Linked DNA regions of Homo sapiens: region 2 is linked to region 1. Evidence: read pairs that join two places in POLR2A ChIA-PET (ENCODE). Cell type or tissue: OCI-LY7. All regions are shown on one strand. Each heading gives the region's core, and the rest is flanking DNA. Links, peaks and the distances in the headings are about the cores only. Region 1 overlaps CXADR (CXADR cell adhesion molecule). Region 2 overlaps BTG3 (BTG anti-proliferation factor 3).

Evidence for each region. ChIA-PET counts read pairs that join two places held together with the same protein. Peaks named below come from ENCODE experiments on the same cell type or tissue, not always from the same donor. Only the 100,000 strongest peaks of a DNase experiment are listed, where the experiment ranks them.
Region 2: POLR2A ChIA-PET joins it to region 1 with 7 read pairs; 4 of 35 experiments call an interaction of 5 or more read pairs at or near these places.

The regions. Positions count from the first base shown.
Region 1 is chr21:17,537,885-17,540,712 of GRCh38, reverse strand. All of the region lies in intron 1 of CXADR (CXADR cell adhesion molecule), which reads right to left. Among named protein-coding and RNA genes, the nearest start is that of CXADR, 26 kb to the right of the region's middle. In OCI-LY7, for the core only: no CTCF peak of the experiment used is centred there; a DNase peak (open chromatin) is centred at 1,272.
Region 2 is chr21:17,593,891-17,596,718 of GRCh38, reverse strand. It overlaps BTG3 (BTG anti-proliferation factor 3), which reads left to right. Exons shown (of 5, transcript NM_006806.5): 5 at 2,387-2,828. The coding sequence ends at 2,626. It also overlaps a transcript of CXADR not described here. Among named protein-coding and RNA genes, the nearest start is that of BTG3-AS1, 16 kb to the left of the region's middle. In OCI-LY7, for the core only: no CTCF peak of the experiment used is centred there; no DNase peak of the experiment used is centred there.

The sequences.
Region 1 (2,828 bases), core at 3-2,502:
CATAACTGAACAGCTCATATGTACAAGGATATTACTCACTGATGCTCTCTGAAACACAAAAACATCTGAAAACAACCTAAATGTCCAACAACAGTCAGGAAAATCAGAGTAAGAAATTCAAGCTCACCTACCTCAGACAAAGAGCAAGGACAAACAGATCAGGTAGAACCAGTCCCCTCCAGCAAAAAGATGCTACTAAAATTTGGCTTCTGGGGAGTAATGCTGACTTTCACTCATATAAATAGAAGTATGACTAAATATTGCCACCTTCAGCTTTGGTTCCATTCACCCAACAGCAAATACAATCATCGAATGAAATTAGGTCTTTCAAAAGGAACATAACATTAAACATATAATGTATACTAATAAATATATTAATAGAATAAAAATACTTTTGGGGGACGGCGGTAGAGTAAATCATGTCCCCCCCAAAATTCATATGTTGAATCCCTGACCTCCTATGTGACTGTATTAGAGGTAGGGCTTTTAAGGAAGTGATTAAGATTAAATGAGGCCATAGCATAGAGCCCAGAACAGAAGGAACTGACATCCGCTTAAGAGAAGGAAATACCGGAGCACTCTCTCTGCCACGTGAGGATAGAGGGAGACGGCAGCTGTCTACCAGCCAGGAAGAGGGCCCTCACCAGAAACCAAACTTGCTGGCATCTTAATCTTGGACTGCCCAGACTCCAGAGCTGTGAAAAACCAAGTTTCTATTGTTTAAGGCATCTATGGTATTTTGTATTGGTATTTTGTCTATGGCATTTTGTTACGGCAGCCTGAGCAGACTAATACAGACTGCATACAGAGCAGTGAAGTTTCTCATCATGGATAGGGTATACTGTTCAACTGGACATGAAGGTAATGATTTCAGCAGAAATTCTCAAGAAGATTTAAACATATTGGGAATTCGCAAAATGATGGAAAAATGTACTTTTCAATCCATTAGCCAATAAAGACACGAGGGAACTGCCTGGATGGTCCCTCTCAGGAGAAAAAAAAATTATGTACATTAATATACAGAAGTGCACAGGAATTTAAATTTATTGCTTATCTGTAAGTCAAGCATTATGCAAAGGGCTTTAATTATTTCATCTGATCCTTACAAAACCTGTGGAACAGGCATTACAGACAATGACATCAAAGAACTGCTTCTTATGCAAAATCCAAGTAAATGTTGAATAATACCAGTTACTTAATCCAGACTAATGTGGAAGGAGAAGAGGGAAGTGAAAGATCATAAAGGCACTGAAATAAGAAAAATGAGGATATGAGACAAGAAAATTCAAGAGCAGGAAGAAGTCTGTTTAGGTAATAGGGATATCCTTGTAGATCCCCTGAGAATCTAAAATAAGGAAAGCACAAACCAGCGACAGTTTTAAAGCTGGGCTGGAAGACTTCTAATAACACAAGAAAATATGGGGGTAATTTTATAATTCAACCCACATACTTGATTTGGAGGCAGGGGGACCAGTGGCAGCAAGCTGAGATGATGTTTGATCAAACTGTTTGTTTCCCCAGCACAACCCTAAATTTCTCCTTTGAACTCCTTATCTCAGTGACGTGACCTACTACCAACACTTTTGGCAATCAATCCCTGCATAAGATCACAGATGCAAGAAATAGCTGCATCACCAATCATCTGCACAAACCTGGAGACAAAATGAAAGGCAGCAGGGTATCAACGTTCACTCATTCAAAGCATACTATGTCCTCTTTAATACATTCCAAATCCAACCATTTTTACCTATATCCAGGCCACTATTATCTTTCACGTGGCCTGGATGTAGCCTGCTAACTGGCTTCCCTGCAACCACACTTTCTCATTCTAACTTGTTCTCCATACTTCACCCAGAGTGTTCTCTATATAATTGCTTTTATTTATCTATTTTTTTGAAACAGGGTCTCACTCTGTTGCCCAGGCTGAAGTGCTGTGGCACAACCAAGGCTCACTGTGGCCTCAAACCCCTGGGCTCAAGGGATCCTCTCCTGCCTCAGCCTCCCAAGGAGCTGGGACTACAGGTATGTGCCACCATGCCCACTAATTTTATTTTTATTTTTATTTTCCCAGTGGAGTTGCAGTCTCGTTATGTTGCCCAAGCTGGTCTTGAACTCCAGGGCTCAAGTAATCCTCCCACCTCAGCCTCCCAAAGTGCTGGAATTACAGGCATGGGTCACTGCATCCAGCCTATAACTCCTTTTGTAAAAAAGACGTCACTGACATGTCTGACAATCTCTGGTCGCTCCTCATTGATTCAGACACCTTAATTCTCCCTCAAGGTCCTTTGACTAGCCACCCTCTAGCACCTTTAGCTTCTTACCACTTCCCACTCCCACAGTATAATACAGCCATCATCATCTCCATCATCATCTCGCCTCACTCAGCACGAGCACAGTGTAAGATACCTCCTCTTGCTGGGCGCGGTGGCTCACACCTGTAATCCCAGCACTGTGGGAGGCCAAGGCAGGCGGATCACGAGGTCAGGAGATCTGAGACCATCCTGGCTAACACGGTGAAACCCCATCTCTACTAAAATATAAAAATTAGCCGGACGTGGTGGCACATGCCTACGGTCTCAGCTGCTCAGGAGGCTGAAGCAGGAGAATGGCTTGAACCCGGGAGGTGGAGGTTGCAGTGAGCCGAGGTCGCACCACTGCACTCCAGCCTGGGCAACAGAGAGAGACTCCATCTTAAAAAGAAAAAAAAAAAGATACCTCCTCTTCTGCTCCATCCCACCTTTTAGGCTTACTATGGTCTCAGTTCAGCCCCTTCCTCCAGAACATATGTCCTCTAATTACTCCTCGGACTAGCACTAACAATGCTTTCA
Region 2 (2,828 bases), core at 312-2,811, 56 kb before region 1:
AGGGCTCACACTAATTCAAAGCTATTATATATTCATCAAGACAGTGTGGTAATGGTTTAAAAACATACAAATATATTGATGGCACAGGATAGAGAGTCCAGAAGTAGACCCACATACATACAGTTAGTCTTTTTTCTCCCTTTTAACAAAAGTGCCAAAGCAATTCAATGGGGAAAGTCTTCAAGAACTTGTGCTGAAACAACTGGATGATCTGTGTAGGAAAAAAAACGAACCTAACTTAGCTGACACCATACACAAAAATATTGATTTGAGATGGATTGTGTACCTAGACATAAAAGATAAATCTCTGACGCTTTTAGAAGAAAACATAGGGAAATATAATCTTTATTTTGTGACAGGCAAATATTTCCTCTAGAGGGTCACAAAAAGTAACTAATAAGGGAAAAAAATTGACAAACTGGACTTCATCAAAATTAATCATCTTTTTGTTCATCAAAGAAACCATTAAGAAAATGGGCAAACCATAGACTAGGACAAAATATTCTCATTACATATATCTGTAAAGGACTTATTTCCAGAATATACTTTTTTTAAAATCGCTCACAAATCACTAGTAAAAGGTAAATGATTCAATGAAAAATAATGGGCATATCCTGCTGTAATCTCAAAAAAAGGGCAGGAGGAGCAAAAGATGTGAATAAACACTTTACAAAAGGAGTTATGTGAATGGCCTCATTTATGATCAGAGGAATGCAGATTAAATCCATATGAAACACTAGTTCTTCCAGAACTGCACAATTTAAAAGCCTGACAGCATGAAATGTTAGCAAGGATGTGAAGCAGCTAGATTCATAAACTTGCTAGTCATGTAAAATAGTACCACTACTTTGGAAAACTGGAACTTTTTAACGTTAAATGTGTAACTCTTCTATTACTCAGCAGTTCCACTCCTAAGTATTAAATATTTACCAAAAGAAACGAAAATATGCCTATAAAGCCTTCTATTAGAATTAACTGTGCTGTTATTCATTGCAGCATTGTTTTGTTCGTTGTGTATCATTGTTTTTTTAATAGTAAGAGACTGAAAACAGCCTCAATGTCCCATTACTAGGAGACCATTTAATTTATAGTCATTGCTATACTATCTAGCTGTAGAAAAATGAGAAGGATCTTTATGTATTGATATGTTTCTGAAATGTATTATTATGAAATGTAAAAAGCAGGATACAATCCAGTATACATATATATTTTTAAAGTGTGTATAGATGTGGATAGAATATCTCTAAAGGTATATTTAAAAAAATGTTTGGTGTCAGTTGCCCTTGAGAAGGGTTAAGATAAAGAAGATAAAGGGTGAGATAAAAAAAGAGGGACTTTCCACAGTTTACCCTTTTGTACTTTTTGAATTTTCTATCATGAATGCAATGCTATACACAATATAATTTTTTTAAAAAAATCCTATACTTAGAAATGCAGATTTGAGATCAGCAAAATCAGAAATTTAAGAAGATGTGGCATTCTAAGCAGAGAGGTCTAAAACTGCTGATAAGAACACTTTGAATAATGTGAACCTGACGTGCCCACCTGATTTATGGGATAATCTAAAACTATTATTCCCAAATACTAAACTGGCTACATCAGAATCACCTGGGGAGCTTTGTCAAAATACCTGGCCTCTAGTTCTGAGATTTTATTATTGTTCATTAGACCAGTGCTAGGGCATGAATGTTTTGTGTTTATCTTTTTTTTTTTTTAACTTTTATTTTAGGTTTAGGGATACACATGAAGGTTTGTTCCATAGGTAAACATGTGTCACAGGGATTTGTTGTACATATTATTTCATCACCCAGGTGTGAAGCCCAGTACTCAATAGTTATCTTTTCTGCTCCTTTTCCTTCTCCCACCCTCCCCTCTCAAATAGACTCCAATGTCTATTGTTTCCTTCTTTGTGTTCATAAGTTCTTATCATTACCTCCCACTTATAAGTGAGAACATGCGGTAGTTGATTTTCTGTTTCTGCATTAGTTTGCTAAGGATAATGGCCTCCAGCTCCAATGTTTTGTATTTAAAAGCCTCCAAGTGACTCCTGGCTTAGCCAGCTGTGGAAACCACTGGACTAAAACAAGCATGTCCTTACAAGCTTCCATTCGTTCCATGTTTTGGTCTTTTTTGGTTGAAGTTGTTTAGGAAGTACTGTGTTTGAGTTTATTCATTTCTTTATGCATTCAGAAAACATTGGTCACCTGTTATACATTATACGCCTATTACACATGAGGTTTTTAATGTATTTAGACCTGACAATAGGAGTGTCACTTAGATGTGATCTCAGTGTTGTGGGTAACTTTGTTTGTCTTTAATGAGAAATCTGGAACATAGATGATGATTTTTTCCTTTGAATTAACTTAATGTGTTCTCTTCCCTACAGATTTCAGAACTTATATTTCCACCTCTTCCAATGTGGCACCCTTTGCCCAGAAAAAAGCCAGGAATGTATCGAGGGAATGGCCATCAGAATCACTATCCTCCTCCTGTTCCATTTGGTTATCCAAATCAGGGAAGAAAAAATAAACCATATCGCCCAATTCCAGTGACATGGGTACCTCCTCCTGGAATGCATTGTGACCGGAATCACTGGATTAATCCTCACATGTTAGCACCTCACTAACTTCGTTTTTGATTGTGTTGGTGTCATGTTGAGAAAAAGGTAGAATAAACCTTACTACACATTAAAAGTTAAAAGTTCTTACTAATAGTAGTGAAGTTAGATGGGCCAAACCATCAAACTTATTTTTATAGAAGTTATTGAGAATAATCTTTCTTAAAAAATATATGCACTTTAGATATTGATATAGTTTGAGAAATTTTAT